Regions from separate parts of the Homo sapiens genome. Here region 1 is linked to region 2. A link is an interaction called in ENCODE POLR2A ChIA-PET data of the cell type or tissue named here. Cell type or tissue: PC-9. All regions are shown on one strand. Links, peaks and the distances in the headings refer to the core of each region. The heading gives the core; the rest is flanking DNA. Region 1 overlaps EGFR (epidermal growth factor receptor). Region 2 overlaps LOC105375284 (a long non-coding RNA gene).

Evidence for each region. Peaks named below come from ENCODE experiments on the same cell type or tissue, not always from the same donor. Only the 100,000 strongest peaks of a DNase experiment are listed, where the experiment ranks them.
Region 1: POLR2A ChIA-PET joins it to region 2 with 6 read pairs; 5 of 35 experiments call an interaction of 5 or more read pairs at or near these places.

What each region holds. Positions count from the first base shown.
Region 1 is chr7:55,105,936-55,123,462 of GRCh38, forward strand. The region is part of intron 1 of EGFR (epidermal growth factor receptor); the gene reads left to right. Among named protein-coding and RNA genes, the nearest start is that of EGFR-AS1, 74 kb to the right of the region's middle. In PC-9, for the core only: no CTCF peak of the experiment used is centred there; no DNase peak of the experiment used is centred there; H3K27ac peaks cover 1,999 bases.
Region 2 is chr7:54,999,411-55,014,078 of GRCh38, forward strand. All of the region lies in intron 1 of LOC105375284 (a long non-coding RNA gene), which reads right to left. Among named protein-coding and RNA genes, the nearest start is that of EGFR, 12 kb to the right of the region's middle. In PC-9, for the core only: no CTCF peak of the experiment used is centred there; no DNase peak of the experiment used is centred there.

The DNA of each region.
Region 1 (17,527 bases), core at 6,466-11,465, 100 kb after region 2:
TGTGGAGAATGTGACAAAATTTTAAGCATAACATGAGAAGGGCTGACACACATAGATTTCTGTGTGCTTACTTGAAAACAACAAAATTTAAGAATTTGGTATAGGAGTTGTATCAGGTAGTGCAGAGTCCCCAGGAGACCTAGAGACCCAGGTCTGGGAGCCTAGCGGCAAGGGCTGAATGTGGGATGACATCAGCAGAAACTCACAGCCACTGCTATTCCAAAAACCCAGCAGCAGCTCAGTGCAGGGCAGTGCTGATAGTACAGTGCCTGCAATCCTGGAGTGGATTTGGATGTGTCAGGTACGCACACGCTCACTGCTCCCCCAGCAGTACGTTGAACAGTGTGCGTCCAGGTGTCTGTAGGGCCCCTCGCCCTAACTCACAAAACCATTCTGGGTCAGAAGCCACCAATATTGTCATCATCCTCCCTTTTCTGAGAACCCTAGTAAGTCCCTCCAGTGGGGCAAGCCCACCTTTTCCCTTCATTCTGTGGCAATATGCCTTCATTTCCTAATCAGTTTTGCCCTGCTCATTCAATGCAAAATGGATCTGCTTTCCTTGGGCACCAATATGTCCAGGGATTGTTTATCAATCTTCAGTTCTGTTTCCTTTACATATCCCTCCAAAAATCAGGCCTGCACTGCCTGTGCACTCCACAATCCACAGGCCTGAAGGAAATGTTATCTTTGATGTAGAGACTTAAAGTAAAACTCTTCAAATTAATTATTTCATGCAAAAGGCTAGTCCTGACTCTAATTCTAAGACATGTCTCCTAAACTCTGGAAGTCTGATGTATCCTATTATCAACATTTATCCTTAATGTGATGGTTTATCATTTATCCTCAAAGCTGCATTGTAAAATGTACACTGTAAAGTGTACATTTTAAAGTCGGTTTTAAAAAATCATATTTAGAGATCCTGGTAAAAATCTATCAAGTCAAGACATTACCTTATTACCCATGGAATTGTCTTCAACTCTTACAGTTCAAATATTCCTGAATTGGCTTTCACAATAAACATCCTAAATATGTAAGTAGAAACATATATATTGCCAACTTTGTGCCTTCCCAAGCAAAATTAAAATACAGGAAAAGTCAGTTTGTTTTGCCCATAAATAAATATATGTGTGTGTGTATGTGTGTGTATACACATACACACTCAGAAAAGATAGAAGCAGCAGCATATTTTGGCAGCATCTGGTTTATTGGAACTCAAACGTTCTGATTGTGCATACAGACTAGTTAATGTGGTAACAATTATGTATTTCTTCCCTGCTCCTTGCCTTCTTTCCCTCCCCAGTTTTTTTCTTCCTGATAGTAGGTGTGTACTTTTTTCCTATTTCCATTGGCAAGCCACATGACAAGCAAAACGATCACTCGAAGAATATTGTTCCCTCAATCAAGAAAAATGCCCATTGGGTTTTGTTATTTGATGTTATTTGATGACAGAGACCTATTGTTTTTCCATTTTTCTTTTTTTGTTTTCCGTGGCACCTATGGAATTAAGCAATATAAAAAATCTATTATTTCAGATGTTCACGTCTAATGAATTTCATGTGAAATACTGGCAGTATAACCCCAAATAGAGGAAATTTGTGAAGAGTGGATGCTGCAGGGCATGAGACATCTGCACAGAGTTCATCTCTTCCAGCATCTTGCATGTCCCAAGCACTGCCCTGCCAGGCAGAGAATGCTGCAGATCACGGCAGTGAATTCCAGTTGTTCAGAGCACATTTGACTTCCAAATTCTCAAGGCCACAGATTTGAGGACAGAACAATATTTGCATTTGAAATTGGAAGATTATTTTTTGCACAAGTGCCTATATGCTATATAGAGTTTGCCCACTCTGCATTATCTTCCCCCTGTTCCCCCGTTATCTGGCACAAGCTATTCAAAAGACACGCCTACTTGTAAAATAAATGGTTTGCAAACTAAGGAAAATACTTAAATCTCATGTAAATGGTACTATACTATGTATAAAAATGTGAAGAAACACAGAACAGCTCATGAACACCTCCACTGCTGTATAAAAGAACCATCTTTTTTCTGGCTCCTATTGGATGCCTTAGAAAAATCTGTATTTCCTCTTTAGTTATTGTGTTTGAAAGATGAAGTTGAGACAAAAGTTCTATTCTTTTTAAGTTGGCAGAACTTCTGAAAGGTGATTTTTAGCTGCAGTGTGACTCATTCCAAATGCAGAAATCTCTGACCCTGAGTTAGTCTATTTGTCATGCAAGAGCCTAGAAAAGCCCTGAGTGATAAGAAATGGCCATAGGCCATTCCCACAGAATTTTCAACAAAAATAGAATCATGCTTATGTTCTAGTCATGACTTAGAACTTATAACTCATGTTCGGAACTGTCCATGTTCACGCACAGGGGCCGTATCACTCCGCCAGAGCTGCCCTGGGTGCCGGTGTGCAGAGGGGTCCGAGAGTGACTGTCTCTTCCTCTGTTGTCGAATGTGTGGGTTATCTCCATAAATGGCTGCCATGAGCATCCTTGTTCACACATTTTTAGGTACTTGAGTGAGTGTCTGTGGAATAATTTTGGGAAGTGAAATCTGTGGTCAGAGGTTTGTGAGTTTTACATGCTACATTTTCAGAAGTTGAGAAATAGCAGTAGGCTGAAGGCAAGTCGCCATGCCTGGAATTCATGAACACTAGTTGAAAGAACTGGCGTGAGTTAGTCATGACAGGAGAGATGGGGAAGGGAGTTGCAGGTAGGAGGGCCATCTTCAAATTCTCAAAGTATAGTCACTCCAAACCAAAATTCGATTTAATCTGTAGGACTCCATTCTCAAAGCACAGTCACTCCAAACCGAAATTCGATTTAATCTGTAGGACTCCAGGTGGCAGAATAAGAGGCAATGGATGGGTGGAAGCGAAACAGGGCCAAAGTTTGACTTCATGTGCAACTTCCTAAGGAGTGATTTGAACTCCACAAACATGAACTAAGCACCTCAACACAGGCTGGGCAAGTTGCTGTTCTTTTGGAGCTTACATCTTAGTGGGGAAAGAGAAATGCCTATGTAAACATATAAATCAGCAGGATACATTGTGAGGACGGTCATTGCTCAGTGAGACTGCAATAGAGTGATACGCTGGAGGGGGCTGCAAGGGAGAAGGTGGGAGGGACAGCATTTAGCAGAATGAGCAGCACAGTCCCATAGGAAGAAGAATTTATTGCCTCCTTAGGCAAATAAATTCCCAAACCTTGAACATCAGAAAGGAAATAGATTAATGTGCACAGAGGATTAAATTATGTGATCTGCAAAGTCATTTAAAATCTATTTCCACATAAAACATATTAATGCAACCTAAACAAAAGGGGTCTGGATACCCTCATCTTCTTCCCAAGCATCAAGTCTTTCTATAGTTAAACTGAGATGCTTTTATTCTTGGAAAATTTTAAGGACTATCTACAGCAATGGAAGAATCGGGTGTTGGGATGTGTTCCCAGGTAATAATGACTGCAGGCTGATTTGGCCCTTGAGGTGTGGCCTCATGGCCCTCTCCAAAAAAAATCAAGGACCTGCTACAAAGCACAAAGCCGACTGCAATGCTTGCTGCTTACTGGTTAGGGCAGCTCCTCTTTGCCAGCGACCAAGCAGAAAGCAAGACAAGACAGGTTCTGAAGCAGTAATTCAAAGCCTTCCTCGCTTTCCCATGTGAGTCATTGCTAGTCAGAATATTACCTTTGCAGAGAGGCTTAATTCCAAATTTGCTCTTAAAGGGATATCCTCTCCTGGTTTAGGTATAAACTTTTGACTCACAGGACAAATTCTATCATTCCTTTGGGCCTAGGATTGCATTTATTTCCATGACAAAAGGGCCTGTCTGGTGTTTCAGCAAATGAAAACAAAAATATAAAGCCCATCTCCTTTTGAATGAGCTCTAAAACAGTTCTCCACTGGACTTCAGAACAAGAGGGAGCTCTGGGCTGCTGGCTGGTTGTGCATTTGCTGTGGGTTCCCTCCGGCAGGCGACCTCTCCGCGCTGAGAAGGTTATCCGGATAACCAAGTAAGAAAGTACATGAGGAGGCACAGAAAGAAAAATGTGAGAGATAACAGCATAAACACACAGTGTATGTTGTTATGAGGCATCACATGATGAGATACTGCTGGGGAGGGAAGAAGTGAGGAGATTCCTAGGAATCTTATGAGAATTTCCAGAGACAACAAGTTTTGAGCTTTTTTTTAATTTAGAAAATTTACCTTATTTTTAAAAGAATATGTAACATATCCCATGCTATAAAATTCTAGACATAGTAGATTTAAAACAGCATAATGGAAAATATAAATATCTATTTTCTTTTCCTATTTATGTATTCTGTGCCAGTAGGAATGTAGCCAAAAAGAGAGAAAAGGGGTCTCTGCAGACATGGATGTCTCTGTGACTTGATCACTGCTAACCCAAGAAGATAATAAAGCAGAAGCATGTATCCAGGTTGCTGCAGCCAAGCCTGCCCGGTCTGCGGGGCGTCCTCACACATGGGGCAGCTCTCCCACCCCACACACTGGGAAAGGCGGACAGAGGCTGGGCAAAGCCCCCAATTTTCGTTGGCACTGACCCCGATGATTTATAGGCCTTTGTTTCCCATGTTAAATGTCTTACGATCATTAAATTATTTATAGCTCAATTAGCATGTGTCCAAAACCAGGAAGTTCATAGGAGACTGTGTGACTGGGAATTAAGGAGCAAAGCAACTTTCCAGTCTGTGATTTACTGGGTTTCCATTCTGTTTCCTGTTCGGATCCGGAAGTAGAATTTCAAATATTGCTTTTCATGCTTTATTTGGGACCGATTTTAGCCCCGCTCTCCTTTCTCTTGCCATTCGCTGGCCATTAGCCACCAGCCTCTGCACAATGACCAGCTGGCCCCTGGCAGATCTTGGGCCCAGGTGTGAAGTCGCTGGAGAAGCATTTCAGGGCCAAGATGGGAGTGATTTCATTTTCCATTGACACTATGCAGAAATGAAGGGGATTCAAGTGCCTTCAGAAAAGCTTCCTTCCAGCGAATGGAGTTTTGGGGGTTTTCCAGACTTGCAACTGCTTTTATTCTTGGAAGCATCATTGTTGCTTTTTCCCCCCTTCCATTTATATCCCAGGAACTGATTCAGAAACCATAGAAATTGGATTTGGAATCGCTGAATGCTAGCAGACAGCTGACTGCACTCTTCCCAAGAAACCCTGCCAGCTGGGTTCGGGTATCGCGCGGTGTGTGCTCTCTCTGCCTGGCCCGCTGAGTCCTCTAACTCTAATGGATTCCTTCTTACACCAAAGTGCACTAGAACTAAAGTGTTTTGCTTCATTCTTTAGACATTTTGTGGTTTAGGGCTCAATCAGCCAGGGTATGATTTGCAATCCACAGTAACCGGTTTCAGAGCAGCTGCCCAGCGAGGCAGGTTTCATCTCGCTTGCTAGACGTTTTGTTTTTTTTTTTTTCTAAACCTCACACCTTTTATTTATTAGACTTGGATTCCAGTTTCCTGAGCCTGTTTGTGCCACTGATTAGACAGGCTTGAAGCAGAACCCACCAGGCTTCCTGAATAAAATGCAGCAGTGATTGTATTAGGGGGTTTTAAATTGCTCAAAATACTGTCTAAAAAACACTAAAAATCATGTTACTTTCTAGATTGAATAAAATCCTATAGAAATGAATTCCTGGACTTGATATGTAGCAAGCTGGCATTGGCTCGGGAGTGAGTGGGCTCAGTTAAGTGAGCTAAGATGAGATGGTGCACAGGCGAGCACCCACCTGAGGAGTGTTTGGATGTTATGATAGCCAGCTCCTCTGTAAAGACCTGTCCTTCTATGTCAGCAGCCCAGCAGATAAATGACGTGTAAATACCACATTTAGGAGGGCTTATGATGATGCCAATTAATGGAGACCTTTTTGAAACAGGAAGGAGGTGAAACATATTCCTTTGCTTCTACATCACTGTGTGCCAGGCACTGTTTACAGCATCTCGTTTAACCAGCAGTCACCACCTGACGGATGGCTGATGTGGGGTGGGGTCCCAGGGTGGGATTGCGTGATGGGCTTGGGGTCTCTGGCTGATGGGTGCCAGAGCTGGGACTGGAACTCCTGGCGTGACTGAGGCAGACACCTGGGCTACCCAGCCTCACCCACGACGCCCTCACTAAGTGACCCACAGGACTCACCGGAAGCAGGGCAGCAAGGTCCCCCTACAGAGGTCCCCACTGCAAACCGATACCCAGCTTAGACAGCAGTTCTGCAGTCGGCGTCTCACCCCTTCGGGTCTCATTGTGACTCACTTTGATAGCCACACGATTTAAGGGTGGTTCAGTAGTGATTTGATGAGTGCTGTGGCTCAGGGTCATTCCCCTGCCCAAGCATTTCAAATTCCAGAAGTTCATGCCCTGCATGGTGGGTGAAAAGTCTCAGGCCAACCATGAGCACACAGCAGCCAGGCGACTGAGGCAGCTGCCCGGGGTGGCACGTTGCTCAAACCCATCATTTGGAGTCAAAACAAACAGATGATTAGCTGGGGTGGTCACTTTCAATCAAGAGTTTTCACATCGCCTAGACATGGCCTCAGAATCAGGCCTGGTGTGGCCAGGGGCTGATCTCACAGTAGACAGGAAGTGTGGCCCGAGGGCCATGGCTGCCCCCTCAGAAGGCCCTGTGGAGTGGCTGGCCGAGCCTCAGCAGCCTCCTGTGAAGCGAGGAAGGGTCTTCCTGCCGGCCTCTGGAGATCAGTATGGGAATGCACAAGTAGGAAACGCTGGATGGGAATCCCTCTGCCCTGTGATACCAAGGCAGTGAGTTTGTAGACTATGGAATTGCTGTCGGAGGGCTCTGTAACCGGCCAAGGTCACACAGGTAGCCATTGGTAGAGCAGGGACTGGAATCCCAGACCCCCAACTTCCAGGACTGTGCACCTTTCTTTATCCCATACAGCCTTACAGTCAAGTGCCAGTGCAACACCTGATTCCCAGGTTCCAGCCTTTGTCTTTTATAATGGGAATCAACCTTATCTTGACGATCCAGAGATAGTCATCAAGGAAGATTAAATTATCCCCTTAGACTCAGAGTGACCATATCATTTTCCCTCCACACAAGGACACTTTTGAGAATGAAAAGGAGGAGATGTCTGTACCAGACGCTGGATGACAGGCACCGACAGGCTGTCTGCCAGGGGAGCAGCGATTCCTGTATGTTGTAGAAAGTTTTTCAAAAGTCACCTTGGAAAGAGGTTTTGTTCCTTAACCTTCTGTTAAATAGGAAGCTCCGTGAATGAAAACAACTCCCTTCCCTAAACATTCTAGTAATGACCCAACACTGCCAAGCCTGCCAGCTCTGCCTCATGGTCGTGTTGACTGTGTGAGACTATGTGAGTGCCTGCTACACAGTACGCTTTCAGTAAACATGGTATTGCCTCGATAATCCCACAAAAATGTCCTATTCAAATCACCTGGCACCCAGGAAATTTCCTTCTTTTTTTTCCCAGGTGAAATATACAGTTGAAAACACCTGACAGCAATTCCCCTCTCCCATGTGTTTGCAGGATGGTGGTTTTGGTTCCTCCATCTTTGATGTGTACAAGTGTGATGTTTTCCCCCCACAGACAAGTAAACCACATTCTCTTCACATTCCCAATGTTTTGTCAATGTACCTCCTTCAATAGAGGATCGATAAGGAAAAAAATCATTGACAATCTCAATTAGATTCACTATTTCATCCAAAAGCATAGCTTAGAACTCTAGTTTTTGTTCAACACTCTTGCCCTATGAGTGCACAGAACTTTAATTCTGATACAAACATCCCTGAATGTTTAGCTTTGACAGAGATTCCAAGGTGATTTGATAAGAAGCAGGGCTGTGTTTGGGCTCTGGGAGTTTTTGATATGGTTTCAAGCCCCATCCAAAACCCACAGACCTCTAGAAAGTAGGTGCCTGCCTTCCTGCAGCAGCCCTGGAGCCTGCTGGGGGCTTTGAGCAGCTGCTGCCAAGCCAGGCCTCACCCGACACTCTGATGGGCACGGCCATGGTGGCAGGGGCTTGGACGCTGCCAGGTGACTCTAACTTGTGGCCAGGGTGGGAAGCACTGCTCCACAGAGGTGCCAAAACCAGGTTCCTTCCTGTGTTCTCACATTTCACAGCCTCAATGTAAAAAGTAAGACATGGGCACTCTGGAATATTACAAAAATATAGAAAAGCATGTTATAGTAAATAAAAGGCTCACAGAATTTTGTCATTTAGGAACAATGATTATTAATATATTAGTGTGTGTTTTTGCTCATTAACAGTATATCCTGAGATATTTCCTATACCATTTAATATTTTAAAAGATGTTTACACTGGCCACAGTAGCTCATACCTATAATCCCAACACTTTAGAGGGCAAGGCAGGAGGATCACTTGAGGCTTAAAAATTAGCCAGGTGTAGTGGCACATGCCTGTAGTCCCAGCTACTCAGGAAGCTGAGGCTGGAGGATCACTTGAGCCCAGGAGTTCAAGGCTGCAGTGAGCTATAATTGCACCATTGCACTCCAGCCTAGGTGACACAGTGAGACCCTGTTTCTAAAATAAATAATAAATAAATTAAAACATTTAAAAATACATGATGTTTAATTATTAGAGGACTCAATTTTATATCTATGTATACAATAATTTTTAAGTTTCTTAATATTGGACTTTTAGTACCTTTTTAAAAATACTATTTTTAAAAAAATCTGTATTTCTAACTTTTTATAACAAGGAACCTTTGGCTTTGAGATGACTGGGGAATCCATTCTTTCCTATAGTATCCATGTCCAATGGACTTAAAGTATTAATCAATGTGTTTATGTTTTGTTATTTTTCTGGCATTACAAAAAATTCTAAATATATTGTTACCGCCTGTATAAATATCAGCTTTTGAGAGAAGGACATTGTGTAGAAATAATGAAACACTGCAACTTGTATTTGTATTATTCTTTTTTTTTTTTTTTTTTTTGAGATGGAGTCTCGCCCTGTCACCCAGGCTGGAGTGCAATGGTGCGATCTCTGCTCACTGCAAGCTCCGCCTCCCAGGTTCACACCATTCTCCTGCCTCAGCCTCCTGAGTAGCTGGGACTACAGGTGCCCGCCACCGCGCCGGGCTAATTTTTTGTATTTTTAGTAGAGACGGGGTTTCACCATGGTCTCGATCTCCTGACCTCATGATCTGCCCGCCTCAGCCTCCCAATGCACTGGGATTACAGGCATTATATTATTCTTTAAATTCACATGAGAATTTAGTATGGCTTCAAAAAATACCATAAGTTAAAATATCACCAAGACTCTGTTCAGACAAAAGTATCAGAAAAGTGAGCCAGGCACTCACATAGTTTATAGTTTATAAAAGTGAGACAGGCATGATCTCTTAACCTCACTATAGTCCTGTGAATAAGGTTTATTTACATTTCATTTTACCTGCCAGGATTATTGTAAAAACGCCAAGCACATTGCCTACACAAACTAAATATTCAGTCAATGGCTGCTATTTTCATGAGTTCGTTTTAACATATATTTATTGTCCTCTACTGGATTTAAGAAGTTATATTTATTATCATCTAAGATTTTAGCTATTCCTTCTCTTAAAAATAGATTTTATAATCAATGGCAGTAAGGGAGAGTAACTCGCAGTTCTCTGAATCTCAAGGGGTTCCTGGAAGCCTTCCTGAAGGTATAGTGAAATTTCAGCTTCACATTCCCATCCATGAGCTCCCTGCAAATATCCCGGTCTGCTCTCAGGACCCAGTGACTTACCTATGCAGAGGCTGTAGATAGCACCTGGAGCTTCCTGTGTGCCCTCCTCAAACTCAGCCAATGCCGTCATACAGTAGCAGGCAGGTGTCTTTGCTGGGTAGTTGGACTGGATGTCCCTGGGATTGCAGAACTGGAATGGGGAGTGACATCAGGAAACTATAATCATCAGGACAACATGGTTTGCCATAACTTTAAGTTTTAAGCGACCGCAGATTATGCGGAGAGAGATGCATGCCCACAGCCATGCTTCCCATGTAACTGGAGAGGGGTCTGAAGTTTGAAACAAGTGTTCCTAGGCACGGGTTACAGTGTTTGTTATCATCATACTTGATTTAGAATGGGGCACAACATGTGGATTCATGGTAACTGTTACAACCTTACTCATTTTAATACCTGAAAACATGCTTTCCCCATGCTGGGAATCGAAAGATTCTCCTAGGAAAAGAAAGGCTTGACAACATCGATTCAAAAAGGGCATGCATTTTCCTCATTTAAATAACTCTAATGTGCAAGTAGATCCCCTGACCTCAAGCTCAGAAGAGTCCAGGCCTTCACACCTTCTCTGCTTCTGCTCTGGGGCCAGCTATTGAGATTCCTGTGCCCACGCAATGCGCACATCCCACCCCTGGCCGCTGTCCACAAGAAATCCAGTTGCACCAAGCACCCCACTTTTTGCACCTCTCATTTATGTACTCCTAAGAGCCTCACCACAACTCCCTTCTAAAAACATGAGTTCCTGACTGGGAATTCGATGCTGCCCAGGCAGCTTTGCTCAGAGGGAGCAGCCTTCTAGAAATGTTTCAAGTAAACTTTCAAGTATAACTAAATTCAAAAAAAACACATACACACACACACACACACACAAGTCAAAGGTGTGTAATTTGGCCAATATCACAAACCAATTAGCCCTTTGTAAGTGGCACCCAGATCAGGACAGCTGACCATACCAGCACCCTAGAAGCACCCCGTGCTGCCTCCTGGGACAGGGCTACCACCATCCTAAGGCCAGCACGATGGGCCAGCTTTGCCTGCTGTTGAATTTTGCTTACATAGAATCCTCCAGTAGGTACTCCTTTGGGTCAGGTTCTTTCACTCAACATTATGTGTTGATATTTTTCCATGCTGTGCTGCAAAATTGTATTTCTTGCATTCCATAACTGGGCAGTTCCATCATAGGAGAATACCACACTGCGTTCGTCCATTCTACCGCCAATGGACATATGGGTTCTTTCTCTTTTCTTGCAGTTACAAGTTTATGAATATTGTCCCACGTGTCCCTGGTGAACTTTTGTTTGCATTTCTGTTGGGTACCTCAGAGTGGCGTTGCTGGGTCAGAGGGTACTGGTCGCTTTAGTAGCTTTGAAAGATATTGCCAAAACATTTTCCAGCGCAGTTATAGCAAATTATACACCACCAGCAGTAGAAAACATCTCCTAATTGCTCACAGTAAACCCCCAAAGATTGCCACATACATCTTCCATATCAATTACTTAACTATTCAGCAAATTTGAAGGGAAATATATTTAATCTTTTTATTCAAATAGTTTATAAAGTGGAATAGAGATGTGGGTAAAAGTTGTCTTGCCACCTTTTTAGATCGGTAAAAGTTTGTTGAATGCAGGCAAGAAAAGATGAGAAATAATGGTACCCAATGAAAGACATAGCAGTCTACAAGGAGGGGCATTTCCCGGGGTGGGGGGGACCCACACTCTGTAACTCCCACATTCAATTAGCATGTTATAGGTAAGCTGCAGAAAACGAGGCAGCTTGTCAAAGAGGAACGGCTCTTGGCCATGGTTGCTGCCCTAGGAGGATATTTGATACTAGCAGAGCTGGGGCAACCCTGGAGGAAACCACCTGGAATGATGGGAGAACTCCTCCAGGGAACATGGCCCTTTAATAGATCTCTGTTATAAAAAATAATCCCAAAGCAGCCACCAGGGCATACTGCTGCGATCAAGTCCTAGGCGGTATTCCCTTCTGCGCCATAGACCCTGTGCAGAGTGCCCTCAACGAAGGAGCAAGGAAGACCAAGTCTCCCGAGGGTTTGCATATGTGTATGTGATTCTGCAGTCATGGTGAATGACACAGTCAGGGCTGCGGAAAAGCATTGGTAAAGTGTATATTTGAGGCTTCAGAAGTTTGAAAAGGCTAGATTTCCTAGGCCAAAACACTGAAAATTTGCAATTAGAACTTCAGTGCTGATGCTGGGAAGACTGGAGTTAGTTTGAGACATGCACCTGTGCAGAACTGGGCCCCCAGAAAAGGAGAAGGAAGGGAATCCAGACCAGAGTAGGGCCTGACACCACTCAGACTCGGCGTGTCTATAAATTAGAATTGCGTTACAATTACACTTTGACATTTTAGTGGTTTTTAAAGTGCCCAGCACAAGTTAATTTTTCATTAATGAATCCTTTATTCATAAAATGCTTAGATGGAGATTACCCTTTTGAGCATTTTGCCAGTGCTTCTGAAATTAATGGGGACCTCCTGTTGGAGGACACAGTCTGTTGCAATAGGTGACCACTGCTCTGAATCTATGTCACCTCTCCAGGACCACGGGCACAACCATCACCTGAGGCATGTTGGAGATGCAGATGGTCAGGCCCTCCTAGAATCTCAGAATCTGCATTTTAGCAAAGTCCTGGGTAATTCCTATGTCCATTGGAGTTTGAGAAGCACTGGTAATCTCAAATACTTTAAAAGATTACTAGAGTAAGATAGGCTCAGTAGGTACCTGAAGGCACCATCCCAAAGACCAGAGTGGTAGAAGCAGGTGGACCAGCCTCTGAACACATTTCTCCCCCACTCCCCGGCTGTGTGGAAGGTTGCCACCTTTGGGGTAGTCATTCAACAAACACGTGTCAACTGTCCACTATGTGTCAGGCCACCACTGGGCACTGGCTGTGGCTAGCTGGATAGACACCATTTCTGCCCTCCAGAAATGTCATGTCCACTGGCACATGACAAGTCACTAAGTCATTCAGAGCCATGGGTGACAGCTCCAGGGGCCGACAAAGGAGCTGTGATCTCACAGATCCACAGAGAAGTGTCCCAGGGCGGGCGGGAACCAGGACTGCACAGGGAGGGGTGAAGTGACACATAAGAAGTCAGCCCATCAGCCTGAAATGCTCCCCCAAATCTTCCCATTCAGTGTTTTCTCAGTAGCAAACTCGTGGGAAAATTGGTTATTTTACTTAAAAAACTCATACTAGAAAGCTAGTTTAACTTTAAAAATAAATTTTAAAAACATTTTTATTAACAAATCCTACCTTTCCTCCAAAGTCAAGGAGAAAAGAATAGAAGTGAACAATGGACCAAGTAAGCCTAAAACTCTGCTCTTTCCCCTGCTCATTTTACAGTTCAAGTGCCATTCAATTTATCCTGGCAAGAAGAGGAAGGCATCATCAAGACCTTAATTTTCTAATACATCTGATCTGAGAAGAATGTGAAAGCTATAAAATTAATTTTTGATCAATAACTACAGGCCTTTTGAGAGAGTGCCCTCCTAATGAATTGAGTACCTATTTCTCCATACACAGTGTCTATCATGACCTACAAACCCTTTTCCCATGAGGTGTAACAGAGAGAGATTACAGCCTTGGAACTGGATGTCAGACTCTCCTGGTTTAAGACAATAAGCCATGACATAGAGCCTGAAACCAACACAATCTTCCGAGTGGTTCCAGAAACATATAGGGGATAATGTTGGCTCTGATGCTGTACATCCCCAACAACCATCAACTATTTGGAAACTAGAATTTCAGCATAATTGGAGTTGGTGTTACCCTAGCAAATGCTGTGGGAAGAGAGTCTCACTGTGTATCTTCTCCTGTTTAAAGCCTGAATTTGTTCAGAATGTAATATCTCTGTTTAGCCACTCTACTGAAACTGATCTAGGAAATGTTCAAAAAAAGGTATCCCAAGGATCCCTTTGTAGCTACATCTGTGGGATTCCCCTCGCTCTGGCGTGGCCTGGCCCCTCTGCATTTGACAATACGGTCCTATGCTTTTGTCTTCCTGGGCTGCGTGAACCCACCCTGCCCTGGTTCACCTCTCCTCTTGACCCATCCTTATCAGTGTCTTGAAAGGTCCTTCTATTGGAGGACACATTCTGTTGCAGCAGGTGACCACTGCCCCAAATCTGTTTCACCTCCCCAGGGCCATGGGCACAACCATCCCTGGAGTGTGTTAGAGATGCAGTTGGCCAGGTCCTCCAAAATCTCAGAATCTGCATTTTTGCAAAGTCCTGGGTAACTCCTATGTCCATGAGAGTTTGAGAAGTACTGGTCTCATGAGTTCCTGACATACAAATAGTGCTGAGGCCAGTATGCTGACTGGGTAGCCAGATACAAGTGAAAACCTTCCTGTTTTTTGCAAACCTGGATGGACCCGAGGCCGCTGACGTGGGCCAGGACAAGCTACTCTTTTTCAGTGTTTCTGTTGCATCGCTGTGTCTCTCTGTGATCAGGTGCTGCCCTCCCTGGCAGGAGGACTGCAGACAGGATGACCAAGAGCACTCTACACAGCCTGCTCTCCAGTGTTGGGGGACGCCACCCACCCTCGTGGTTCCTGTTCATCTGCCTACACGTGGAGGGCCCAAGAGGGCTAATATGTGACTATCTCCACTTCCTGGTACCCTGTGTGAATAACTTCACTTACTAAAGGGATGTTGAGCAACTTTATTAATAATGAAGAAAGCACTTTGGTTTGACAAATAATCACTCCATTTTTTCATTTGAAAGTTAACTCTTGTTAGTAGAGAAAGCAATGTATTACAACCACAAGGACGTTTACATGGAAATGAACCATCTGCAAAGCATCCCCCATTTTCCTTTTAAATCAGCCAATGGGTGGTGGTGGGAGAAATATTCACCAGAGTATTTAACATCTATCCCCCTTCCTAGACTGTCAGCTCCATCCGGGCGGAGACTGTTGGTATCTCCACAGCACACACAGGGCCTGGCACACATCCGGGGCTCAGTGAGCACTTGCTGAATGGTGAACAGATTAGCTCTCCTGGGAACGTTGTTGACACATCTCATAACACTGGTTTGGAGTGGAGGGCATTCATCGGGCTGCATATTCCTATTTTTAATTGTATTCTCCACTGGTTACAGCACCTACAGTTATAAAGACATTGTTAACATTGCTTATAGGAAGACATTTGATGGAAATGAGTCCAAAGGCATTACGGTTAGAAACTGGCCAGGTGTCATTTTTGAGAGATTAGATAACTGTTTTCCGGTAGAGTGAATTGCCTGTTTGTTGCAAGTTGGGACTTTGCTGGGCTGGTTTACAGGGCCAAGGGGAAAGAGATAAGTGGATCTTCTAGTGAGAGGTCATCTGTTTTGAAAGCCTGGAAGATTCCATGAACTAAATCCAAGTCTTACAACACAGGGAAGTGTGTCATACTGTGCAGGGATGAAGTCTCCAATTTAGCATGAAAACAAGAGCTCCTCACACTGTCCTCTTCAGAAAGCCCATACAATCCAAACTTCTGAATGCTTAGCTGCTTACAACCATACATAGATTGAGGGATAAAACTCTGATATGGAAGAGAAGGTAAACATTTTTTGGCAGACATTCCCAGGAAAAGGCGGCTCTCTTCTCTCATTGCTGCTGCTCTTTCAGAATCCATTTCAACAGAGGAGGAGTCAATGGGAGCCCCGTGCCTCTGGCAGATATCATATGGCGTTTCAGTGGCATTGTGTGTTACCCTTCTTAGGTAACAGCTCAGCCATTAGAAGAATGTCCTACACACCTTCTCATTTTCTGTGATGAGAGGAATGTGAGGTACTGCCCTTCGAGAGCTGTCATTTGTCCTAGTAGCCAGCAGCGTGACTGTGCTGTCTTCTGCTCTGTCTCCCTGTCAGCCTTCTGCCCAGCCACCACCACTATAGTTTTGTTCTCTCCATTGGAACTCCTGGTTCAGAGAATTACCATAAAAAACAGACCCCTAGACATACAACACTCTATCACATAATGGTGACTTTGTCTTCTATTTTGGATTACTGAGCTTTCTTGGGTAACTTCCACTAAATCGAAGTTAATATTAGAAGAACTTCCTCTTACTAGAATCGAAAAGCATTTAAGTGATGCAGTCAAGTTTGTACCATAAGTAATTCAGTCATTTAACAAATATATATGGCCTCTGTGCGACAGTGACCTTGACTGGGAATGAAGCTGTCCCATGTGGGGCCTGTTCTTCAAAGGCAGTTCCCTGCTGCCCAGTTCAGTCCAGTGGATCTGGGCATCTCTCTTTAATCCGCATTAGGGGCTCTTTACTGATTCTTCACTATCCAAAAAGACTTGGAGGGGAGACCTGAGCCCACTTCTGGAAGGAAATGATAACAATTTATTTAGATAATCTTTGTGCAACAAGTCAATTCACTGAAGAGATCTGCTCTCTAGGAGCCTCTGTGACCCCACCATAACTGGGAAGGCTCTACCTCTCCAGTCTTCGGGCCACATTTCTCTCTGGCCTGCTGTCTTCCCAGCACTCTCAGCCTTGCTCATGGAGCACTCTAGTCCTCCGTCGACCTTGGCCTTTGGTAACGTGATTTTTCACCTGGCAGCTCCCATCTGGTCTCACTCCCTCTTTTTGTCCAGTCTGCATGACACAGCCTCACATCGTTAGTGTTCCCTCACTCCCCTCTTACTGCCCAACCTGCAAAGTCCATGCCTGGGCCAGTGCAGCATGTGTCCTCAATGGGCTGCTGGTGGCAGTGGGGGGAACCGCACAGCCACGCTGTGTGCTGCTGAAGAAATGCACAGCCTCCTACCCTCGCCCTCAAGAGGCAGCCATGGCTGCGCATTTCTGCCCTTCTGAGCTCCGCTCACTTTTGGCAGCAGCCGTTCCAACCTGCATGGGATCTTCACTCTCTCACAGATGTGCTGACTCCTCCTGCTGCCTCCCCTCTCTGTGCCTTCTCACTCTCTGTTCCCTTTGCCCTTTCTCCCCTTTTCTCCTCTGCCTACCTCCAAGCCATCCATCACAGGACAGCTCAAGCATCAGATCCTCTGGGACACTTTCCTTAGTTGTTCAGTCTGATGAGGTGTCCCTCATCCTCTCTTAGCTGAAAATCAGCAGCTGCCTCAACTTCTTTTCCAGCATGTCTCATGAGTATTGCCACAACAGCATCTGTCACAATGTGGGGTAGTGGCTGACTTGCTTTTCTGCCATTCAACTGAGTTCCCTCAGTGCTGGGGCCAGCGTGCAGTGTCTTGTATTCAGTATATAGCTGATTAATTGATGAATTGATTAATTAATGGTTCACACTAGCACAGTGCAACCTTCAATGCAAAGATCTCATCAAAATAATTCACATGGTGGGATATTTTAGAAGGATGACCAGGCTAGTTTGTAGTAAGAAAAAATCAACAAGACTAGGTCAGGAATTCTTTTTTTGTCTACAGGCTTGCTATAGAAGATATTGAAAATCATCTACCTAATTACCTTTATTTTATCAGGTTGTGTATTAAATATCACGTCTGGGGGAAGAAAATGTGATATGTGATTACAGACCTTTCCTGGTACAACATAGTACGTTTCAGATTAACTCAAGGTATTGTGGTGATATTGCGGTCAAAGCCAGGTGATTAAAGAGTCATTCTTTGAAACAAATATCTGTGCAATCAATTAAGAAATTAATTTGCAAATTTTATTTGCTTAGAGTAATTGATATATCATTCCTTTTACAAACAAATATAAAGAAAACTTAACTAAAAATACTGCATATCTCTTTCAGATTATATATCCCAGAAAG
Region 2 (14,668 bases), core at 9,292-14,291:
GGATTGGTAATTAACATTGTATTATGTGTGCACTTTTTCTAATCTCTATTAGTTTAATTGTAAATTCTGACATCTCTGTGATTTTTATTTCAACTACAGCTAAACATTTAAAGTAATTTAATTAGCTTTTTTATGAGAAATAGGCAGTGCAATTTCATTAGCATTTAGTCTCCCCATGGTTTTCCAAGAAGTCTGAAAAAGTGCCCCCATCCCCACCCAAGAAGAGAAATCGGTATCCAATTTTAATTTACTAATTAATACCATGGTTTCCATCTTAAATAAGGTGTAGGCAAGAGACGTACACTTCTCATAAATTCTAGGTGACTTGTATTCTTCATCAATCAAATATATTTGACTACAAAGTGATAGCCACTAGGAAATAACTTTCTGTTGTTTCATTTCATGCAGGTTTAGGCACGGCAAAGAGATGGCAGGGCACACACCTTCCTGAGGCACACCACGGTTATCCAACCAAACCTACTTCCAGATCTTACCTAAAGGGAAACTAGTCAAGGCCCGAAACACTGAAGAAAAGCATCACTGTGCCAAAGTTTTAGAGTCTGATGAGATAAAACACTATTTAGAGAAATGTGTCACCACCTTCTTTTTTAACTAGTGGTGAATGGATAAACAAAAGGCAGTATAGCCACACAATGGAGTACTATGCAGCAGTAAAAAGAAACAAACTACCAATAAATGCAGAAACATGGAGGGAAATTATTGAGCTGAGTGACAAAAGCCAAACACAAAATGCTTCATACTGAATGATTCTTTTTGAAATCTAGATTCTTTATGAACTTATACAAAATACAAACTATTCTGTAGTGACCTCAGATAGATCACTAGTTGTGGGAGGCCACCGGCAGAGGCAGAGAGTTTTGCAAAGTAGCATGGAAACCTCTCTGGGTGATGGAAACATCCTGTGCCTTGATTGTAGCAGTGCTCATGGTGTCACAGCACAGTGAATGGACACTCTAAATAATGCAGCCTTTTGCTTGTAAACTATACCTTGATTAAGTTGAAGATAAATGGCTAATTAGTACATGAACAAAGCTTGATGCCATTAGACAATAAAGAAATGCAAAAACAAGATAAAACCATTTCATGCCTGAAGTTTATTGCATAGAAATTTATCTTAATTTTAAAGGTGCAGATCTTTTAAAAAGAATATAAATAAAAAATTTTTAAACTAGAAACAAAGCACTCAAATTCTACTTGCAAATGTGTGAAATTGTATTACAGGTTATTCAGTTAGCATTGTATGGAAATACTTTAAGTGTCCTTCAGTAGGAAGCCAGGTAAATAAATTAGCTTCAACTTAATGGAGGTATAGTTACATACAATAAGCCAGATCTATTTAGAGTGTCCTACATAGACAGATAGATAGATAGATAGATAGATAGATAGATAGATAGATAGATAGATGATGGATAGGTAGAGAGAGAATGTGTGTGTGAGAGAGACAGAGAAAGAGAGAGAAAGAAAAAGAGAAGAAACAAAGAAAGAAAAAGAGAGGAAACAAAGACAGAAAGAAAAATAAAGAAGGAAAGAAAGAAAGAAAGAGAAAAAAAGAAAGAAAGAGAAAGAGAGAGAAAGAAAAAAAATACTGGGCAATAAATAATGAGTAACACTTAAGTATTGATATGGAATGAGCTCCAGGATATACTATTACATATTTTTTTAAGTGCAGAAATAACAGTGTATGTATAGAGACTATCTCTGGAAGGACCCGTCTATGGTTTGAATGTCCTCTCCAAAACTCATGCTGAAACTTAATTTCCAATGTGGCAGTATTAAGAGGTTAATATATTAGATTAATGAATCAATGTGTTATGATGAGAGAGAGGCTTGTGGCTTTATAAGAAGAAGAGGAATCTGAGCTAGCATGTTATGTAGCACGCTCAGCCCCCTTAACATGAGATGCCCTGCACCACCTGGGGACTCTGCAGAGGGCCCCACCAGCAAGAAGGCTCTCAGCAGATGCAGTTCCCCAACCCTGTACCTCCCAGCCTCCATAAATGTAAGAAATAAATTCATTTTCTTTATAAGTTACTCAGTTTCAGGTATGCTGTTATAAGCAACAGAAATCAAACTAAAACCCCCAAGGAGCTGATGAGCGTGATCATCTCTAGTGATGGCTGGAGATGGGATGGGGTTTTTCACTGTACAGTTTTAAAACTAATTTCAAACCAAGTGAATTAAGTATTCAAATTGTAAATGAAATTAAATTAATAAAACATGTGGACATAAACAGAAGCAGGTGACTTTTCTCAAGGGTCCGTCTCATTCACCGTTTCTAAGGCAAGCCTTGGTAGTGATGCCTGCCAACCACCATGTTCCCTTCCTCCTCCTTCCTGGCACTCTCAGACACTCTGCTTTGATGCCCACCCCTTCAGTACCCTCACTCCCCATTGCAGTCGCCTGATCTGCAGAAGCACTATCCTGCCATCCTCCTTCCACAGACACCTTTCAGATCCCTGGCACAGCAAACTTTTCTCTTGATGTCTGCCTAGGAAAGACATGGAAAAAAAAAAGACATCAATGGGAAGGCAATATGAAGATTTAATATTATAAGGAGGTACAGAAAATATATTGTAAAGATATCAACATTCCTAAATATTCCAATAGATTATTAAAATTCCAACTAAAACCCCACTCAAATCAGACTCTTTCCTCATCACTCCCATGAATCTTTTCCTTGATAAGGACACCAAGGATATTCCATTTGCTGGAATCCACTGACTTATCTGCAGCTTTGGATAAGGCTGATTAATGGCGGCTTTTCCCCTTTCTCTAGGACAATCACATCCCTCCCTTTTGGTGCCTCTGCTCCTTCCTCATCTCCTGGGTCTCTTCCCCTCGCAGGGCTCCAGGGCTCAAGACTCGATTCTCTTCTCCATGCCCTTTATATTCTCATCTAATCTCTTTATGATCTGGCTTAATCTCAAGACTTTAAATAGCAACTGTATATTAATGATCCCAATTTTTACCTCTTGCCTGGAGCTCTCTCCTGAAAACCAAGCTCATATATTCAACCACTTGCTCAATACCTCCACTTGAAAGTCTAAAAAGTACCTCAAACACAGGAGACTCTTGGGTTTTCTCCTTCCAAACCTCTCCTCCCTCTCTGTTTTTCATCTCAGTGAAGTCTCATCACCAAGTTGCTGTTCAAAACCTTGGAGTCACCCTTGGCTTGTCTGTCCCTCACGCCCCTGATGTGATCTGTCAAGAATTCATGTCAGCTCTTTCTCCAAAGTACAAGCAGAATCCAATCACACCTCTCTGCCTGCTCCACAGCTGCAAGCCAGTCCTGTGTCTCACCTGAACTATTGCAGCAGCCTCTTACCTGCCTTCCTTTCCTATTGGACACAACTGGAAGAAGGATCCCATTAAGACCAACTTGATGATGCATGACACTTGTCTGTTACAGTCTTCCAATTTTTTCTCATCTATTTTTTATTTGTTTGTTTTTTGAGACAGGGTCTTAGCTCTGTCACCCAGGCTGGAGTGCAGTGGCATGATCATGTCTCACTGCAACCTTGGCCTCTGGGGTTCAAGCAATCCTCCTTCCTCAGCCCCTAGTGTAACTGGGACTTCAGGAATGTGCCATCACACCTGGCTATTTTTTTATTTTTTGTAGAAACAGGGTCTCGCTATGTTACCCAGACAGGTCTCAAATTCCCGGGCTCAAATGATCCTCCAGCCTCAGTTTCCCAAAGTGCTGGGATTACAGGTGTAAACCACCTCCATCTATTTTTTAATAGAAGCTGAAAACATTACAATAGCCTACCAAGGCCCTACAAGACCCCTCCCCTACATCATCCCCTTTCCCCCCCTCCCATTCCCCCCCCCCCCCACTGAGCCACACTGGACTCCCTGCAGTTCTCTAGGTAAACAAGGTAGAGTCCTGCACACCGGGAAGGCAGCTCCTCCCAGACACACGCAGCCTTCTCGTTTAGCCCTTCCCTGAGCATCTTATTTAGGAGGTATCCGTCTCTGTTCCCCTTCCTTCATTTTTCTGCATAGCACCTATCCCATAATATCTATGAATACTGGCTGTTTACTGACAGTTTTTTACCCACTGGAATATGTGCTGGGCACTATTTTAATAATTTGGGGTTTGGACAGCAAGCAATGCCAAAGTCCGTCAACCATGTTCACGAATGCACCTAAGACTGAGGCGTTCATTACACAAACGAAACGGCTTCACCTCGAACTGGAACGAGCTAAAGGCCATCTCCCACTCACTTTTCTCCCTAACCCCAAACAAGACCTAGAAACAAGGCAAATGTCTATTCTGCACAGGTCCACACCCCACATCTCCTGTGAGAGGTGACAGATCAATGAGCATTCGCGGCTTTCTTGAGTGGGACCAGAAGAGAATCCAGGCTACCTCTGGAGATAAAAAGGACTTAGTGGCTTCTGTGAATGAACAGCCTTGAGGACGCAGCCTCCTGAGGTGGCTCTTGGGTCAAGCTAACAGTCTGTTCAAGGCAGAGGTACTACTGCTGTGCCCTGGGTCAGGCAACATGCCAGAACCAGAACCCTGGGCTTGGAGATGATGGGGAAGGCGGTCCCGCAGGGGATTCGGCCTGCTGGAGTTCGCCAGCGAGCAGAGGGTCTGCATCCCCAGAACAGGCTTCCCACTGTTCCACCCCCTGAGCAGCCTTCGGTCCTGTGCAAAATCCAGCACTGACCAGCGCTGGTCCTTGAAACTGTCCCATGACACAGAATTTATCTTCATATTGACCTAGAGCTTGGGGTCTTTAGGTCTCCTAAAGCCAAGTAAAGGCCTTGCCTGAGTGAACACAGCCAGCTGAGCTCCCTGAGGCCCTGCAGTGTGGAGCCGCCAGCGTGCGTGTGGGCAGCTTCCCTTCCCGGCCCTGCAGCTCAGGGGCGAGTGTTTCCTCTGGAAGATGGGAGCTTCTCAGGGAAACTCGAGCCTCCGTGAGGTCGCCCTCGGATCAGACGGGCTGTGGAACTGAGTTTTCGGGCTCCTGTGGGGCACTTCTCTGAGGACCTCTTAGCACTGTGTCAAAGGACCAGGTCTGCCTATTCACACTTCTTGGAGAATGAGTTAAATCTGGTGGCTTGGAGGGACGTTGGTGTGTCCCCTCCTACGAACCCAAGGATGGTATTTCCTGGATGCACTTCTGTGAGCCCCGCGCAGCCAGAGCAGGGGGTCCAGGTTCGCCGCGGCCGCGGGGAGCAGGGCGGGCCTGGTTGAGGCCCGCGCGGAGGCCCCGAGTCCGCAGGAGGGACCACTGTGCCCGGGCAGGCTGGCCAGGCGCCCTCGCTCAGTCCGCGGAAACCCTAGCTCAGAAAGACCCATTAGAGAGAAGGAGAAGGCGATCTCAGGGCTTGGCTGCGGAGTCACCGTGTCAGAACCTGGCCCTGACAGTGGGGCTGGGCGCTGAAGCCGCTCCTGCGTCCCGGCCCCGAGGGCTGAGGCACCTGCCCTTCCCTGCCGCCCACGGTGGGGAGACCCCAGCCAGATTCCAGGGCGACTTGTGCGACCGCTGGCTTCTGTGCCAGGTGCTGGGCAAAGCCACTGCAGACCACCTAATAATTAGAAAAACAAATTCTAGAAACATCCCAAATTCAGAAAAGGAAAGGACGCAAAAGCATCCAATACCCCTGCCCCATCCCGCAGAAATCAACCCACCCTGGCCAGTGAGGCCTCCAAGTCCTCAAATAAGACAGAAAGATTTAAAATAAATAAACAAAAAAGTTCTGGGGCGGGGGGAGGGGGAGAGCCAAACTGGTAAGACAAAGCAGTGAGAAACCGAAGCTTATTAGCAAAGGCCGGGTAAAGAGCCAGGCAGTGAACTCTGGCCACATCGGAACTCACTGCCTCCCCGAGCACGGCCTCGGAGGCTGAGAGGCCTGGGAGGCAGGGCCGCGTCCTGCGGGCTCCACGAGAGCCCTGTGAAATGCCAGTCAGATCCTGGCCCAGTGCCCCAGGTCCTCCCGCAGCCTCGGCAAAGCCCTCCCCCGGCGCTGGAAACCTTCCCCTGCCAGGCGCAGAAGGCCGCGCGCAAGCACGCAGCTCACAGTCACCGCCACCTGCTCTGAAACCCCAGGTTCAGCGCAGGATCAGAGTCCCCCATCCCCACCCCACGCGAAGGGACGCAGGATTGACAGCGACCCTGAAGAAATGCAGTCGAGAGCTATTGTGAAAGGGCGCTGGCCCGGAGGCCCCCCAGCCCGCGCAGGACAGGCCAGTTAATCGCCTTGGTCCCAGGCCCCTATTAGCGTGTCCATCTGCGACAGCAGGACACGCCTTCCCATGCCAGCCGCTTTGGGGCCCGTGCGGCCCTTTTTCCCTCGCAGCTGCTGCAACAAATAGCAGTTCTTTTGAGGGAAGGAACAGTGTGGTCCTCAAAGTTCATAATGAGAAATCTTGGAGAAAAGTCATAGTTGCTAAGCTGCGCCATTGGAGGCTTGAAGGGTTCTTCTTAAAAAAATTAATGACTAATTCTATGTTTTGATTGTTCATATGACGACTAATTAAAGGAGAAATCTAATGGGCTGGACTCCACTTCAGGCTTTTTTTGCTCTATCTGCATATATGGAGCTGCTCACAAAACTTTCAGGGAAAGGAAAGAACAGTAACCCTTTAAGGGTTTTATATAGGCAACCTTTCAGCTGGAAAAAACGCCTGTGCAGAATGGTTCTGGCAAGAATTCACCACGTGCCGGGTGCTGTCCCTGCATTATTTCAAGCCAGAGCAATCCTGTGTACAAACACGTACGCCAGTCCACAGAAGATCACACAAGGCTGTTGCTTGGAGAGACTGAAAAAATATCATGTGCTCAAAGCCACAGTTAATGGCAAATGGCCCTGGCATTTTTGGGTCCCTGTTCATTTGGATACTCCATGTTATCTCGCTCTCCTCTCCACAAATACATAGAATGAGTGTGTGTACAACGAACATATTATAGAAATATATAATGTATGATAATATAATGTATGTTTATATATTAAACAAAGTAATTTAATCTTAAGCATATATAAAATATACCGTTTAAATATTTAACAAGGGGTTGACTACCTTCTTGTATACATTAAGGTGTGCTGTGATATGATGAGTGACAAACAACCTGCACCTCCCGTGAGCCTAATGAGGGGGTGTTTCTCTCTCTACACACCCATCGTTAGAATGCCACCTACGAGTCCGGCCCAAGGGGCTGCTCCCCTCCCTCTGTTCCCAGGCTGAGGAGGAGGTCGCTGGCCAACAAGAGGGAGGAGGAAGTGACCTGGGGAGGCGTGGCCTGGTTCAGGGAGCCTCTGCCCCAGAGTGACAGGAGTCCTACCATCAGCAGGTTATGCAAGCCTATGGCGGACTTCCAAGGACCGCCAAGAACCATCCACCAATGGGGAGAAAAAACAGATGCTTCTGATCACAGAAGCAGTCTACGCTTCTCCTTTAGGCTACAATTAACTGGCCTCGGTGAGATTACTAAGAAGGAAAGGCAGCGCACACCTGCCAAATGATCTTAGCAGGTGACAAAACTAAATGCTACAATGTCAGAACAACTCCCTAATCTCCAGTGACACAGCAATTGCCCTAAATGCAGGCACTGAGGATTCCAATGCTTGTGTCACCACTAACTAGTTGTGTTTGACATTTATTTTAACTGTGGATAGCAAAACATCCTATTTTTTATGGTGTTGAGAAACCAGTGAAATTATTGATTATGGAAGAGTAGAAAGACTTTTCGTCTTACACATACACACACACACACACACACACACACATCCCTGGTTAGCTTAGGTGACCTTTTGTAGATTGACTGTAAGTTCTGCAAAGGCAGGAACTAGTGAGTGACCCCATATATCCTGCCACCTCTGGCTCTTGATAAATGAGTGTTGAGTAAATGCCATTTACTCCAACTCTGAATTTTAATCAAATAGCCAACAACCCTGAAAACTCCTATGTGTTTTATTTTATTAATAAAATATTATTTATTAATCCTTTGTCTCTTTGTGAAACAAGTAATTTGGACAAGGTGCTTACCTTGTCATCTAAAAAATGGCGAAGAACTATCTGTGAGGTCCCTCCCAGGTTTGTTTCAATGACTGAGGCTTTGTAAGCTCAGTCCCTTAAAAGTAACAACTGCAAGAATTTCTGCTGATTTTTTGGAGGGGCCCTAGAAACTCTAATTTTCCATTCAATTGCAGAAATAGAACACCAATTTGCTTTGGATTTCTCTAGCCCTGTCATTTTTAGCCTACATATTTTTGACCTTGCAGACCCTCCAGATTTTCTGCCATCTAAAAATGCCACTTGAAATCTAGCTTCTGGAGACCTCCTCTCAAAAGCGATTTATTTCCTTCTATAGTACATGTGGAAGCTTCATTCCCTCTGTTTATATTCCTTGTGAAAAAAAATAAATAAAGTGACACAATTTTCTCAGTTGGTGACCTGCCTTGAGTTTCTCCTTGGAAGAATATAAGCTTGAGAATAGGTCTTTGCTCCAGGACCTTTATTACATAAGATGAGACATAATTACAATAATTAAAATAATGAAATCAGACATAGCTAAAATGCTTCAAAATGTCTCTTTAGTTGTGTCCTAATAAGCACTCATTCTCACTTATTACAGTTTATAGACAAATTAGCCAGACAAAACTTGCTGCTTTGTAGGATTGGCAGTGAAGTTGACTCCAGCCACCTTCCTAAACCTCCATCTCCTACCCGTGATTACCTGCAAAGCCAACTCATGTTCAACTCATGGAACATGGTCATTCCACATGTACCATAAATTAATGGATAGATCCTTTTTTCTCTGTTCTGCAACAGAACTGAATTTGCTTCCAGAAATGTTTAACTGGTTTTTAGAAAGTCTGCCTATAAGGATAATCATGAGCTGTGATAAACATTTGTGCTTGAATATTACTCCATATTTGAAATAGGCAATTTAAAGAGATGTCTATCATGATATATAATGTATTATGGCATCTGGACAAAAACCTGTTAACAAAAACATATGTACACATATATGAGATGAGAGAGAGAGACGAATGAAGAAAGAAAGATAAGGAGAGGGGAAAAGCAGAGATAGGAAGCATACCTATAAAGTGGCACTATCATGATTTAACCACGGGGGATGAGTTACAAACTCTAATGCCTACAGTGACCTCACAGACCCATGAACAAGAGAATCAGGATGGCAGCTCCAGCGTGAACTGGAGATCAAATGTACCTCCTAAAGAGGACAGTTACCATTTAGCCACCTGCCATCTTCCATGAAAGCAAACACAGTTAGCCAACAATTCCCATTTTCCGAGAGAAACACAAAGTCTACAGTTTAAATGTAAAACCTTCTGATTTTTAAGTGTTGCCATTAATTAAACTAAAAGGAACATTGAATGGACTTCACAAAACTACATCTGTACCCTGAACTTGGTTTTCAGACCACCAGTTACAATCTCCAGGCTAGTGTTTCTAGTAACATCTGTCCCTGAAACAAGCTACAATACCTTGAACAAAATTATTTAAGCTCATTTGTAAAATTGTCACTAGGGGGGAAGCATTGTGAAGGATACAGAAACCTTCTATAAGATCCCTCTGCAAAGTAATTAACAAACATCTCAACGATGCTGAAACTAGCATTCAAACATGCAGTCATGTTTTTTTATTGTTGTTGTTAATTCATAAACTTTATTTTTAGAGCAGTTTTAGGTTCACAAAAAAGTTGTGCTAAAAATATAGAGAGTTTTTGTATACCCCTGTGCACACACATACATAGCATCCCCCCAAAAGTGGTGTCTTTTTACGACTGATTACCAACATTGACACATCATTATCACCCAAAGTCCATAGTTTATGTTAGGGTTCCCTCTTGGTGTTGTACATTCAATGGGTTTTTACAAATGTAAAATGACAGGTATCCACCACTGAAATATGGTATAGAATAGTTTATCAGCCCTAAAAATCCTCTATGTTCTGCCTATTCATCTCTCCTTCCCGCCAACCACTGGCAGCCACTGATCACCTTACCGTCTCCATAGATTTGCCTTTTCCAGAATGTCATATATAGTCATGCATCACTTAACAATGAAAATATGATCTGAGATGTGTGTCATTAGGTGAATTTGTCATTGTATGGTCATAACAGAGTGAACTTACACAAGCCAAAATGATATAGCCTACTATACATCTAAGTTATATGGTATAGTCTATTTTTCCTAGGCTACAGACCTATCTGACATGTTACTGTACTGAATACTGTAGGCAATTATAACATAGTGGTAAATATTTGTGTATTTAAACATAGAAAAAGTACAGTAAAATTATGGTATTATAATCTTATGAAACCACTATTGTATATGGGTGCCATTGTTGACTGAAATGTCATTACGTGGCACATGACTGCAGCAGGAATCATAAAGTATGTAGCCTTTTCAGATTGGCTTCTTTCACTTAGCAACATGCACATAAGTGTCCTCCATGTCAGTTCATGGCTTGATAGCATATTTCTTTTTAGCACAGAATAACAATCCATTGTCCACATGTACCATGGTTTATTTATCCACTCATCCACATGAAGACATCTTAGTTGATTCTAAGTTAGGGAAGTTATGAATAAAGCTGTTATAAATATTCATGAGCAGATTTATGTGGACAACAGTGTTCAACTCATTTGGGTAAGTATCAAGGAGAGAAATCATTGGATCATATGGTAAGAGTATGTACACTTTTATAGGAAACTGCTAAGCTGCATTCCTAAGTGGCTGTACCATTGTGCCTTCCCATCAGCAATGAATGAGACTTCCTATTGTTCCACATCCTCATCAGAATTTGGTGTTGTCACTGATCTGAATTTTTTCCATTGTAACAGATGTGTAGTGGTATCTCACTGTTGTTTTAATTTGCAATTTCCTAATGACATATGATGTTGAACATCTTTTTATATGCTTACTTGCCATCAGTGTATCCTCTGATGAGGTGTTTGTGTAGGGCTTTGGCCCATTTTTAAATCAGGTTATTTATCCTCTTATTATTAACTTTTAAGAGTTTAGTTCTTTGCATATTTTGGATAACAATCCTTTATCACATATTTCTTTTGCAAATTTTTCTCCAGTATATGGCTTGTCTTCTTCTCCTGGCATTGTCCTTCTCAGAGCAGAAGTTTTTAATTTTAATAAACTCCAGCTTATAAATTATTTATTTCATGGATTGTGCCTTTGGTTTTGTACTTAAAAAGTCATTGTCATACCTAAGGTCATCTAGGTTTTCTCCTACGTTATCTCCTAGGTGTTTTATAGTTTTGCATTTTACATTTATATGTATGATCAGTTTTGAGTTAATTTTTATGAAGTGTGTAAGGTTTGTATCTACATTCATTTTTTGCATGTGGATGTCCATTTGTTCCAGCAATATTTGTTGAAAAGACTATACTTGCTCTATTGTATTGTGTTTCTTTTTTGTCAAAGATCAATTGACTAAATTTATGTGCGTCAGTTTCTGATCTCTCTGGTCCATTGATATATTTGTCTATTCTTTCACCAATACCACATAGTCTAGACTACTGTAGTTGTATATGTCTTGAAGTCAGGTAGTGTTGATCCTCCAATTTTGTTCTCCAATATTGAGTTGGCTATTGTGGGTCTTTTGCTTGCCCATAGAATCAATTAGTCAATATTTACAAAATAACTTGCTCGAACTTTGACTGGGATTAATCTATAAATCAAGTTGGGAATAAGTGACATTTTGACATTATGGAGTCTTTCTGACCATGAACACAAACTATTGATCCATTTATTTAGTTATTTGATATCTTTCACCAGAGTTTTTTTGTTTTTTTCTTATAGATCTTATACATATTTTCTTATATTCATACCTCAGTATTCCATTTCAGGGTGTTAATGTAAATGGTAATGTGTTTTTAATTTCAAATTCCCTTAGTTCTTTGCTGGTATATAGGAAAGTGATTGGCTTTTGTATGTTAACGTTGTATCCTGCTCACTTGCTATAACTGCTTATTAGTTCCAGGAGCTTTTTTATTGTTTCTTTTGGATTTTCTAAGAGACAATTACATTATCAGTGAACAAACACGATTTATTTCTTCCCTCCCAATCAGTATTCATTTTATTTATTTATTGTGTGTTATTGCATTAGCTAGGACTTCTAATACAATGTTGAAAAGCATTGGTGAAAGGAAACATCCTTGCTTTGTTCCTGATTTTAGCTATAGGTTTTTGTAGCTGTTCTTTATTAAGTTGAGGATATCCTTCTCTATTCTTAGTTTGCTGAGAATTTTTATCATGAATAGGTGTAGGATTTTGCCTAATGTTTTCTTCTGTATCTATTGATATGATCATGTAATTTTTCTTTATCTATTGATATGATCTGTTGATGTGATGAACTACATTAATTGAGTTTTCAAATGTTGAACCAGTCTTGCATATCTGGAATAAATCGGAGTTGGTCATCATGTATAACTTTGTTACACTTTGTTGCATTTGATTTTGTAATATTTTCTTGAGAATTTTTACATCTATGTTCATAAAAGATATCGGTCTACAGTTTTCTTTCCTTTCTTGTAATATCTCTGTCTGGTTTTGCTATTAAGGTAATTCTGGCTTCACAAAATTAATTATGGAGTCTTCCCTCTACTTCTAGTTTCTGGAAGAGATTGTAGAGAATGGATGTAATTTCTTTCTTAAATGTTTGACGAAAATCAGCACTGATCTCATCTGGGCTTGGTGCTTTCTGTTTTGGAAGGTTATTAATTATTTATTCAATTTCTATAGTGGATATAGGCCTATATTGATTGGCAATTTCTTCTTGTATGACTTTTGGTACATTCTATTTCAAGGAATTGGTTCATTTCATGTAGGTTGTTAAATTCGTGGGTATAGCTGTTCATAATATTCATTTATTATCCTTTCAATGTTCATGAGATCAGTAGTGATGTTCCTTCTTTCATTTCTGATATTCATAATTTGTGTATTCTCTCTTTGTTTCTTAGCCTGGTGAGAGGCTTATAAATTTTATTGATTTTTTGAAGAATCACTTTTTGGTTTTGCTGATTTTCTTGCTGGGATTATAGGCGTGAGCCACCACACTCTTGCTCATTTTTTCTATTTTTGTTTTCCACACTTTTTCTGCCTCTGTGGATTTTACACAGCATTTTGTATAATTCGATTTCCTCTTTTTAGCATAGCAATTATTTTAGTCTTTAACTTTTTAAAATCAGTTGCCCTAGATTTTTTTCTCCCAACATTTTGGGAGGCCAAGGGGAGAGGATCACTTCAAGCCAGGAGTTTGAGACCAGCCTGAGCAACATAGCAAGGCACTATCTATACAAACATAATTTTAAAAAGTCCAGGCATTAGCTAGGACTGTGCCTGTAGTCCCAGCTACTCAGGAGGCTGAGATGAGAAGATCACCGGAGCCTAGAAATTTGAGGCTGCAGTGGGCTGTGATCATGTCACTTCACTCCTGCCTAGAAGACAGTTAGACCCTGCCTCTAAAATAAACAAGCAAATAAATAAAAAGAAAGGAAGAAAAGAAGAGCAAGGGCAGCAAATAGAAAATAGTAATAAATATGGTAGCTATTAATCCAACTATGTCAATAATTACCTTAAATGTTAGTGGTCTAAATATACTGCAATGGACTGAATGTTTATGTCTCCTCAAAATGTATATGATGAAATGTAAGCTCCCAAAATGATGTTATCAGGGGAGAGTGTTTTTGGGAGGGGATTATGTCATGAGGGTGGAGGCCTTACAAATGGGGTTAGTGCTATAAAAGAGACCACAGAGAGCTGCCTTGGTCCTTCTGCCATGTGAGGGCACTGTGAAATTATGGCCATCTATGAAGAAGTGGGCCCTTATTAGACATCAAATCTGCAAATACCTTGATCTTGAATTTCCCAGCCTCCAGAACTATGGGAAATAAATTTCTGTTGTTTACAAGTAAATCATTTTATGTTATTTTGTTACAGAAGCCCAAAAAGATGAAGACATACACCAGATCACTCCATTCTCTTCTTGCTTGCATGGTTTCTGAGGATACGTTGGATGTAATTCTAATATTCTCTATAGGTATTTTCTTTATGGCTCCTCTACAGGTAAGGTGTTTTTTCCCTTTGGCTTCATTTAAGAATTTTTCGTTAACCTTTGATTTTCTGAAGTGTGAATATGTTATGCCTAGGTATCATTTGTTTGTTTGGGTTTTCTTGGCATATATCTTCCTGATGTTCTCTGAACTTCCAGAATCTGTGATTTGTTGTCTGACATTAATTTGGAGGAATTTTTGGTATTATTGCTTTAAATATTGCTTCTGCTCCTTTTTCTCTTTCTTTGACTTACAGTATTCCCATTACATGTAATTATCTCACAGTTCTTGAAAGTTTTGTTTTGTTCTTTTTGTTAGTCGTTTTTCTTTCTGTTTTTCAGTTTTGGCAGTTTCTGTTTACGTATCTTCAATCTCAGAAATTCTTTCCTCAAGCATGTTCAGCCCACTAATGTGTACTTCAAAAGTATTCTACATTTCTTTTACAGTGTTTTTGATCTCTAGAATTTTTAAATTCTTTCTTAAAACTTTCATCTCTCAGGAATTCAAGACTAGCCTGGGCAACATAGTGAAACTCTATCTCTACAAAACATTAGCCAGGTATGGTGATGCATGCCTGTAGTCAGAGCTACTCAGGA